2 separate regions of the Homo sapiens genome follow, and region 1 is linked to region 2. The links are chromatin contacts, found by Hi-C or POLR2A ChIA-PET in ENCODE. All regions are on one chromosome and are shown on one strand. Each heading gives the region's core, a stretch centred on a gene start or an enhancer-like site at or near the end of the contact. The rest is flanking DNA. Distances are from core to core; before and after follow the strand shown. Region 1 holds the start of SNRNP35 (small nuclear ribonucleoprotein U11/U12 subunit 35). Region 2 holds the start of CCDC62 (coiled-coil domain containing 62).

Region 1 (5,366 bases), core at 1,618-4,117, 680 kb after region 2:
CACCATGACTGGGCGAATTTTTTATTTTTTATTTTTTTGAGACAGGGTCTCGTTCCAGCTGGAGTGTGATAGCACCATCTCAGTTTACTGCAGCCTCAAGCTCCTGGGCTCAAGCGATCCTCCCACCTCAGCCTCCTGAGATGCTGGGAGTACAGGCGTGCACCATCAGGCCTGGCTAATTTTATACTTTTTGTAGAGACGGGGTTTCACCATGTTGCCCAGACTGGTCTTGAACTCCTGAGTTCAAGTGATCCACCCGCCTCAGCCTCCCAAAGTGCTGGAATTACAGGTGTGAGCCACTGCACCCAGGCTTCTTGTGTATTTTTTTGTCCCAGTTCTAGAGTCAGCTATTTCTCCAAGGAGCACTGGTTACTTTCATTGGAGAATGATATCAGAAACCAAGATCCGGGTGCTAGGTTATGCTTATTGCTACCAGGGTACACAGACATTTTAATGTATGTGTAACATAAAATTTACCTTTTCCACTGTACTTTCATTTATTTATTTATTTATTTTTGAGACGGAGTTTGCTCTGTCGCCCAGGCTGGAGTGCAGTGGCGTGATCTTGGCTCACTGCAACCTCCGCCTCCTGGGTTCAAGTGATTCTCCTGCCTCAGCTTCCTGAGTAGCTGGGATTACAGGCACGCGCTATGACACCTGGCTAATTTTTGTATTTTTAGTAGAGATGGGGTTTCACCATGTTGGCGTGGCTGGTCTTGAACTTCTGGCCTCAAGTAATCTGCCTTCCTTGGTCTCCCAAAGTGCTGAGATTATAGGCGTAAGCCAACGTGCCTGGTTCTTTTTTTTTTTTTTTTTTTTTTTTTTGAGATGCAGTCTCGCTGTGTCGCCTAGGCTGGAGTACCATGGCGCAATCTCGGCTCACTGCAACCTCTGACTCCCAGGTTCAAGCTATTCTCCTGCCTCAGCCTCCCAAGTAGCTGGGATTACAGGTGCCCGCCAGCACACCCAGCTAATTTTTGTATTTTTAGTAGAGATGCGGTTTCACTATGTTGGCCAGGCTGGTCTTGATCTCCTCACCTCGTGATCCTCCCAACTTGGCCTCCCAGTGTGCTGGGATTACAGGCCTTAGCCTCCTCGCCCGGCCAGTCTGTTTTAACTATTAAATAACATTAGGTAGATTCACATTGTTGTGAAACCATCTGTACTATCTATTTCCAGAACTTCTTCATCATCTCAAATTGAACCTCTGTATCTGTTAAACAATACCTCGCCATCTTCCTAACACCCACAGCAGCCCCTGATAACCACTGCTGTACTTTCCAACCATGAATTTGACTATCCTAGGTCCCTCATATAAGTGGAACCATACAGTATTTGTCCTTATGCTTCTTTCACTTAGCATGGTTCATCCATGAACTACGTTCATTCATGATGTTGTAGCAATTAGAATTTCATTTCTTTTTAAGGAGAAATAGTATTCCATTGCATGTACTGTACATACCACGTGTGTGTGTGTGTGTGTGTGTGTGTGTGTGTGTGTGTGTGTGTGTGTGTGTTTAAAAGCATAGGGGTCAGCCAGGTGTGGTGGCTCACGCCTGTAATCCCAGCACTTTGGGAGGCCAAGGCAGGCAGATCACTTGAGATCGGGAGTTCAAGACCAGCCTGACCAACATGGAGAAACCCCATCTCTACTAAAAATACAAAATTAGCCGGGCATGGTGGCACATGCCTGTAATCCCAGCTACTCGGAAGGCTGTCAGGAGAATTGCTTGAACCTGGGAGGCGGAGGTTGCGGTCAGCCGAGATCGTGCCATTGCACTCCAATATGGGCAACAAGAGTGAAACTCTGTCTCAAACAAAACAAAACAAAAACAAACAAACAAACAACAACATAGGGGTCTTGCTCTGTTGCCCAGGCTGACAGGCTGAACTTGAACTCCTGGCCTCAAGCCTCACGACTCAGCCTCCCTAGTAGCTGAAACTGCAGATGGCCTCCACTGACAGTGGCTACCATATATTTTCAAACATAAAATTTTAAGCTATAGATTTTTCTTTTTTTTGAGACGGACTTTCACTCTTGTTGTTCAGGCTGGAGTGCAATGGCACCATCTCAGTTCATCGAAACCTCTGCCTCCCGGGTTCAAGTGATTCTCCTGCCTCAGCCTCCTGAGTGGCTGGGATTACAGGCACATGACACCATGTCCAGCTAATTTTGTATTTTTAGTAGAGAAGGGGTTTCTCCATGTTGCTCAGGCTGGTCTCGAACTCCGAACCTCAGGTGATCCGCCCGCCTCGGCCTCCCGAAGTGCTGGGATTACAGGCGTGAGGCATGCCACCTGGCCTTTTTTTTTTTTTTTTTTTTTATAAAGAAATTGGGGCCGGGCGCGATGGCTCACGCCTGTAATCCCAGCACTTTGGGAGGCCGAGGCGGGCGGATCACTTGAGGTCAGAAGTTCGAGACCAGCCTGGCCAACATGGCAAAACCCTGTCTCTACTAAAAATACAAAAAATAGCCGGGCGTGGTGGCGGGCGCCAGTAATCCCAGCTACGCGGGAGGCTGAGGCAGGAAAATCACTTGAACCCGGGAGGCGGAGGTTGCAGTGAGCCGAGTTCGCACCACTGCACTCCAGCCTGGGCGACAGAGGGAGTCTCCGTCTCAAGAAAAAATAATAAATAAGAATAAATAAATAATAAAGTAAAATGTCCCAGGTAACTGCATATTCGATAGTCTTTCTTTCAACTTAGTTGTTGAATTAGCAATTTTTCTCTTAAAAAAATTTTTTTTTAGCTTATTGTCTTCGGAGATGATAACACCCTCGTTGCGTGGGAGTAAAATTTTAAAGGTAAAACAAACAGGAAACGAGCGTCGGCGGCGAATCTGCTGCTACCAATGTAAAGGTCAGGCCGAGGCCGGCGCGGAGAATCTGCTGTCGCCTGCAGCTGCTCGCCTGTCTCCGTCGGAAGGGAGCCCAAGCTTTGCAGAGGTGAGTGGAAGCGGCTTGGAAGGAGCGGGCCCCACGCCGGAGAGAAGGAAGAGGGAGTGCGGCCCAGACGCTGTGCCCGCGCTTGTGTGGGGCGCCATGTTGAAACCTGGCAAAGGGGACGACATTCTGGGTTGCGTTGCGGGGAGTGGGGACGAGAGCTGGATTGGAAGGATGGCGCCTTACTCCCTGCGGCCCCCAGAGAAGGAGAGGGGCGGGGGAGCGGCCTCGAGGGTTGGCGGCCAGGCTGCAGGCTGGATGGGAAGGATAGGCTTTTCCACAGAAACTTAGGTGTTTGCCTCCGAGGCCCACTGCGCATGCCCTGGAGGGCTCTGTGGGTTCCGCCTTCAGTTTTGCTTTTCACAGGAGGGGCAAAGTCTTTTTTTTTTTTTTTTCCTTTTTGAGACAGTCTTGCTCTGTCGCCCGGGCTGGAGTGCAGTGGTGCGATCTCGGTTCACTGCAACCTCCGCCTCCTGGGTTCAAGCGATTCCACTGCCTCAGCTTCCCGAGTAGCTGAGACTACAGGCGCCCGCCACCACGCCCTGCTAATTTTTTGTATTTTACTGGAGACGGGGTTTCACCATGTTAGCCAGGATGGTCTCGATCTCCTGTCCTCGTGATCCACCCGCCTCGGCCTCCCAAAGTGCTGGGATTACAGCCGTCAGCCACCGTGCCCGGCCAGGAGGGGCAGAGTCTTACCCCGAAGACCCAGGAAGGAGAGGCTTCATTTATTTTTTTGTTTTTCCCCAGAGACAGGGAGTCGCCCAGGCTGGAGAGCGGTGGCGCGATCTCGGCTCACTGCAGCGTCGACATTTCGGGTCAAGCAGTCCTCCCGCCTCAGCCTCTCAAGTATCTGGGACCACAGGCGCGACCCCACGCCCGGAGAATTGATTATTGATTGATTGATTGAAACGGGGTCTCACTTTGTTGCCCAGGCTGGTCTCGAATTTCTGGGCTCAAGCGATCCTCCAGCCTCGGCCTCTCAAAGTGCTGGTATTACAGGCGTGAGCCAGCGCGTGCCTGGCCAAAAATTTTCTAAATTTGTATAATAATTTATAATTGTAATGCATTTTTATAGACACCATATGATCTAATCTTCACAAAAACCTAGTGAAGTGACATTTAGCTACATTTCACAATAAGAATCCTGAAGCTCAAAATTTACTGACCTCAAATAATCCACCCGCCTTGGCCTCCCAAAGTGCTGGGATTACAGGCATGAGCCACCGCGCCCTGGCCCCCACCATTCATTTCGGCTCTCATCCCCTGTTGATGAGTAAAATGAGAATGAGGCCCAGGCGCGGTGGTTCACGCCTGTAATCCCAGCACTTTGGGAGGCTGAGGCAGGCGGGTCATCTGACATCAGGAGTTTGAGACCAGCTTGGCCAACATGGTGAAATCCTGTCTGTACTAAAAATGCAAAAATTAGCTGGGCGTGGTGGTGTGTGTCTGTAATCCCAGCTACTCGGGAGGCTGAGGCAGGAGAATCACTTGAACCTGGGAGGCAGAGGTTGCAGTGAGCCGAGATTGGCCATTGCACTCCAGCCTGGGTGACAGAGTGAGACTTTGTCTCGAGTAAAAAAAGAGAATGTAAAAATCGAAAGAGATTGTTGTAGGAAATCTCAACCTAATGCTGCCGGGGAGGAAGTGCACCTAGAAAGATTAATGAGAAACAATGAAACCAGCTGTTAGTATCTATAGAAGCATGCAGATGAGAGAGAGAACAAAATCCATGCTTATCCGTTTGTAATTCTCCTCCATTTTAATTTGAAGAAGTCTTAAAGTTTTGAACAGGAGCTCTGTGTACAATAATATCAGTTTTATTTGGTAGATCCTTGTGACTCCTGACTTCAAATGATCCGCTCATCTTGGCCTCCTCAAGTGCTAGGATTGCTGGCGTGAGCCACTGCACCGGGCCCCTTGTGACTTTTTAACGTTGAATGGGGAGGGGTTCTTTTCCTTCAGGAGAGGAGGGGTGGGTCTCAGCCTCAGACACCCAGAATACTGGTTTGTGTGTTTTCTTTTTCCTATCTTTATCTCCAAAACCTTATATTTTATGAAAAGCATCAGAGGAAACGATTAAGAGCTTTAGCTCTGGAGTCCACACTGCCCCTGGTTCTAACTCCTCCACTGGGCTACTTCTTAGCTTTAGGATTTGGGGCACAGGCTGCCTTTTTGTGTCTGACCTTTTTCATCTGAAAAGGCAATAATAATATAGTACCTAAGTCCTGGTATTGTTGAGAAGTGAGAGGAGTTAAGAGGTTAGTACAGGCTGGGTTCGCTGGCTCACATGTGTAATCCCAGCACTTTGGGAGGCTGAGGCAGAAGGATAGCTCATGCCCAGGAGTTCAAGATCAGCCTATGCAATATAGTGAGACCCCATCTCTACAAAAAAAAAAAAAAAAAAAAAAGCTGGGTATGGTG
Region 2 (5,199 bases), core at 750-3,249:
AATACCCACCCAGAATTTGCTTTGTTGATTTATTTATTTATTTTTATTTTTTTGCATTTCTGTAATGATCAGGGAAGTAGACCACCTTTTTGTATTTATTGGCTATTTGGTTTTGGGTTTTGGTGGTAGTGGTGGTTGGTGTTTTTTTGTTTTTTTTTTTTTTTGATACGGAGTGTCCCTCTATTGCCTAGGCTGGAGTGAGGTGGCGCAGTCTTGGCTCACTGTAACCTCCATCTCCTGCATTCAAGCGATTCTCCTGCCTCAGCCTTCCGAGTAGCTGGGACTATGGGTGCGCACCACCACACGTGGCTAGTTTTTGTTTGTTTGTTTGTTTGTTTGATTTTTAGTAGAGACAGGGTTTCGTTGTATTGGCTAGGCTGGTCTCAAACTTCTAATCTCATGATCCATCCTCCTCGGCCTCTCAAAGTGCTGGGATTACAGGCGTGAGCCACCACGTCTGGCCTGATTTTTGTTTTTTTGAGTCAAGGTCTCACTCTCGATCGGACTGGAATGCAGTGGCATGATCACAGCTCATTGGAGCCGCCATCTCCCAGCTCAAGTCAGCCTCGTGAGTAGCTGAGACCACAGGAGTGCACCACCACGCCCAGTTTAAAAAAAAATTTATTTTTTGGCCAGGTGCGGTAGCTCACACCTGTAATCCCAGCACTTTGGGAGGCTGAAGTGGGTGGGTCAACTGAGGTCAGGAGTTCGCGACCAGCCTGGCCAAGGTAGTGAAACCCATCTCTACTAAAAATACAACAAAGGTGGCGTGGTGGCGGGCACCTGTAATCCCAGCTACTCGGGAGGCTGAGGCAGGAGATTTGCTTGAGGCCAGAGGCAGAGTTTGCAGTGAGCCGAGATTGTGCCATTGCACTCCAGCTCAGGCAACAAGAGCCAGACTCCATCTCAAAAAAAAAAAAAAAAAAAGTTTTTTAGAGGTGGGTGTCACCATGTTGCTCAGGCTGGTCTCAAACTCCTGAACGCAACAGATCCTCCTACATTGGCCTCCCAAAGTGCTGGGGTTACAGGCCACTGCGCCCAGCTTTCTTGATTTTAAATTCTAAGACATTGCTTTGGTCTCCCAAACATGAGCCTATCAGTAAAGCTTCAAAATAAGAAATCTTAATTTTGTTTTTCCATTTTCAGATTGTATTTTTTGAACACAAGGGCATGTTTTGGCATTTCATATTCAACCAAAAAGTAAAGTTGAAACCCTGTAAGACCGACCGTATTTAGTAATTGTGTTGCTGTCTGATGGGTTAAGCATTCAGGGATGGGCAGCCGGGGCTGAAGTGTGATAAGCCTTATTTTTTCCTAGTCCCGTTCCCACATCTTAGGAAGAGTGAAAGGGGGATGAAGAGGTGACTATGGAAGAACAGGTGAAAAAGCTTAGATTCAACCCAGAATATCGTAGATTTTGTCATGACAAAGTACCGTGGTTCTCCTCATTGCTTTTCAGGAGCTCCCAAGAGTAAATTTCCCCCTCTTCATCTGTGATTCTTGGTTTAAAGTATCAAAGGTGCTAGGGTAGCCCGCAACTGTTATCCCCGAGGGCTGGGCTCTGCCTCCACGCATTCGAGTGTCAGGTCCTGTTCTGGGAGCCAGCTACACAGGAGCGAGCACGGCCGAGCTCACGGTTATTAGGGGGAAGATGGAAGATAGGGAAGTGAGCAACTCAAATGTCATAAACCAGAGTGCTGGGGGCGGCGCAGCAGCCTTTATTGACTTCTTCATTCTCTGGGTAGTGGTGAACAGCCGGTTCTTTCAGGCCTTCCAGCGCCGGAGCCTCGGGCGTGGGCAAAAAGCGTCCATACGCAGCCTGAGCCACTTGGGAGCCCCCAGTTTCCGAGGCAGAAGAACAGTGCCCACCAGCGCAGCGGGGCTGCGGCCCGGAAACCCTGGCGGGGAGCCCCGAGCCCCGGCGGGCGCACGCCGCGTGGGCACCAGGCAGGCGGTTGGAGTACGGGGCGGGGGTCGGCCGAGGGCGCGGGGCCCCGGGGCTCCGGGCTCGCCCCCGCCGCTCGGGGCAGGCGCGCCGATGGCGTTTCTGAGGTGACGCCGCCCACACCGGGCTTCTCCGGGGGCGGAGGAAACACCTATGAACCCTCCGGCAGCCTTCCTTGCCGGGCGCCAGGTAAGCAGCGGTTCCGGGCGCGGCGGGGCGCCGCGGGAACGGTGCACATTGGTCGAAATCTATTGCTTCTCAAGAACGGTGTCTACTTAAAATGTGAAACAGGCCGGGCGCGGTGGCTCACGCCTGTAATCCCAGCGCTTTGGGAGGCGGAGGCGGGCGGATCACGAGGTCAGGAGATCGAGACCATCCTGGCTAACACAGTGAAACCCCGTCTCTACTAAAAATAAAAAAAAAAAAATTAGCCGGGCGTGGCGGCGGGCGCCTGTAATCCCAGCTACTCGGGAGGCTGAGGCAGGAGAATGGCGTGAACCCGGGAGGCAGAGCTTGCAGTGAGCCGAGATCGCGCCACTGCACTCCAGCCTGGGCGACAGAGCGAGACTCCGTCTCAAAAAAAAAAAAAAAAAAAAAAAGTGAAACAATACACTAGAGGAAAACGGCGTCACGACCGTTTCCTTAACCCAATAACACCTTGTTATTCAGCCCGGGCCACAGAGTAGCGCGTACCCGGTGCTTACTGTTTAAGGAGGACGATTGGCGTCTGGGGAGCTGCTTTCCCATTTACCTCTCAGGGTGTCCTTAATTTACACAACCTGGCGAGTAGAGGAAGGAGCTCTCACAACTCCACTGTACCAAAAAGTCTGGAAGTGGGCTTGCCCAAGGTTCGCGTCCATCAGTGTAAGACGACCTGCCTTTGTGTACTCGGCTTACTGCCTGTTTTCCTGGAGTGGAATATGTGCTCCTTGCCTGGAGGTCTGTGGCCCAGCCACTGGCGCTCAATAAATTATTTGTTGAGTGCATGAATGAAGGGCTAACCCAACACTGGAATTCAAGCCTTGGGACTTGAAATCCCTTGACTCCAAATTCCATTTTCCTTGTTAAGACTAGCAACTGTAATTTATTCATCATTCTTATTTATTTATTTTTGAGACAGGGTCTGGCTCTGTCCCCAGGGCTGGAGTACAGTGACGCAATGTCGGCTTACTGCAGCCTCTGCTTCCCGAGTTCAAGCAATCCTCCCGCCTCAGCCTCCCAAATAGCTGGGACTACAGGCTCCCACCACCATGCCGAGCTAATTTTTGTGTTTTTAGTAGAGACAGGGTTTCGCCATGTTGGCCAGGCTGGTCTCGAACTCCCGACCTCAGGTGATCTGCCCACCTCGGCCTTCCAAAGTGCTGGGATTACAGGCGTGAGCCACTGAGCCCAACCTCATTATTCTTGTTTATTTACAAATCTTACTTTTCAAAAAGCAGTAAGGAGGTACAAAGGGCCTCTGTTGAACCTTTAATTACTGTCTTTAAGGTGGAACTCTATTAAAGTAACACTTTTAGTTGTTTATTTCATAGGCAGGGACAGCACCATGATTTGAAATGTGGTTTACAGTGTTAATGAGAGCTGATGTTTGTTGAGTGATTACAACGGGCCAGGCTTTGTGCTCAGTACTTTACAGAGTTTGTCTTGTTTAATCTTCACCACTCCAAGATGTTAAAATGCAGTTGCTATCGTTTTACAGGTGAGGAAACTAATGCTTAGAGAAGTTAAGTAACTTGCCCAAGGTTATGTAGCCACTAAGTGGCTAATTCTGGGATCACAATTTGGTCAGGCCAACTTGTTAGATTTTAAAATGCTGTATACTTCAAAGAAATTATTGTATTAATAGATAATATTGTTAGATATAAAAATGGCATCATGGTTATATAGGAAATGTTCATTTTTAGAGATGCATTCTGAAGTATGTAAGGGTGAAATGGTATTTTTTAACCAATAATGAAAAGAAAAGGACATTGAAGCAGCCGCAGTGAAATCTCAATAATGGTAGAACCCAGGCACAGAGTATATGGGAGTTTATCGTACTATTGTCTTTGGGTACATGTGAAAGATTTCCTTACATAATTTATTTTTTAATGATGTATGTTGTATTTGGATCAGTTACAATATTAAATTGCCCTTAATAGATTGAGTATGTATAGATGCCTTAGATGTTGTAGTTGTCATGCATATTGAACACTGGAAGACTTAATTTTCTTTTTATAGACTAAAATTCCCATTGTTTAGTAAGGATCATTTACATTTAAACAGTAACTATTTCGTGATTTTGTTTGGTTTTTTTTGATAGAGTTTTGCTCTTGTTGCCCAGGCTAGAGTGCAATGGCACGATCTCGGCTCACTGCAACCTCTGCCTCCAGGGTTCAAGCAGTTCTCCTGCCTCAGCCTCTTGAGTAGCTGGGATTACAGGCGCATGCCACCACACTGAGCTAATTTTTGTATTTTTAGTAGAGATGGGGTTTTGCCACGTTGGCCAGGCTGGTCTCGAACTCCTGACCTCAGGTGATCGGCCCACCTTGACCTCCCAAAATGCTGGAATTACAGGCGTGAGCCACCACGCCTGGCCACTATTTCATGTTTACCTGTACTTGGTTACTCAAATTGCTGGGGCAAGGTAGGGGATAATGTTATTGACTGGCAGAGAAAAGGGTTGTTGGCAAAGGGGGAGAAAAAGTGCAGAAATAGGTTTATTTGTTTACCCAGTGGGTTTTAGAAACAGTCCCACTTTTTAGGCATGGTACGTATGGCATGACAGAAAATTGTAGAGAGGCAGAGTGCATGGTAGATTTTAACTTGAACATGTTTTAAGTATACATAATCTTTTGCTGCCATGTTATTAAAACTTAATTGAACTACTTAGAATTGGCCGCAAAAGAAGATATACTTATTTGGAAAATGGACTTTGGCTGATTTGTTATTGATTTCATTCTATTTTGATGTGAAACCGCTTTCTATGTTTAGAACATCGGGTCAGAAGTTGAGATTTCCACTATCGAGAAACAACGGAAGGAGCTGCAGTTGCTCATTGGAGAATTAAAAGATCGAGATAAAGAGCTCAATGACATGGTTGCAGTGCACCAGCAACAGCTTCTTTCATGGGAAGAGGATCGGCAGAAAGTGTTGACACTGGAAGAACGTTGCAGCAAATTAGAAGGTCAGAAATACATTCAGGGACAACAGTTATGCACTTCTGTGTGCTAACACATTGATGGGCTCATAGGGAAGATAGAGAGGAAGTAAAG

Evidence for each region. Hi-C counts contacts between places; a loop is a spot of excess contacts on that map. ChIA-PET counts read pairs that join two places held with the same protein, here RNA polymerase II (POLR2A). Pooled maps may share reads with other maps.
Region 1: a pooled map shows a loop between it and region 2 (2.3-fold over the local background). The contact joins the promoter of SNRNP35 here to the promoter of CCDC62 in region 2. A Hi-C loop is called at or near these places in 1 of 50 pooled maps. POLR2A ChIA-PET finds 5 or more read pairs at or near these places in 2 of 52 experiments (activated T-cell and naive thymus-derived CD4-positive, alpha-beta T cell).

The regions. Positions count from the first base shown.
Region 1 is chr12:123,455,272-123,460,637 of GRCh38, forward strand. SNRNP35 (small nuclear ribonucleoprotein U11/U12 subunit 35) reads left to right here and starts at 2,868. Exons shown (of 2, transcript NM_022717.4): 1 at 2,868-2,945. RefSeq lists enhancers at 2,555-3,421, 3,096-3,175, 3,422-4,287.
Region 2 is chr12:122,772,573-122,777,771 of GRCh38, forward strand. It overlaps CCDC62 (coiled-coil domain containing 62), which reads left to right and starts at 2,000. Exons shown (of 13, transcript NM_201435.5): 1 at 2,000-2,134; 2 at 4,919-5,111. The coding sequence starts at 2,099. RefSeq lists silencers at 1,838-2,047, 2,570-2,864 and enhancers at 2,147-2,840, 2,228-2,367.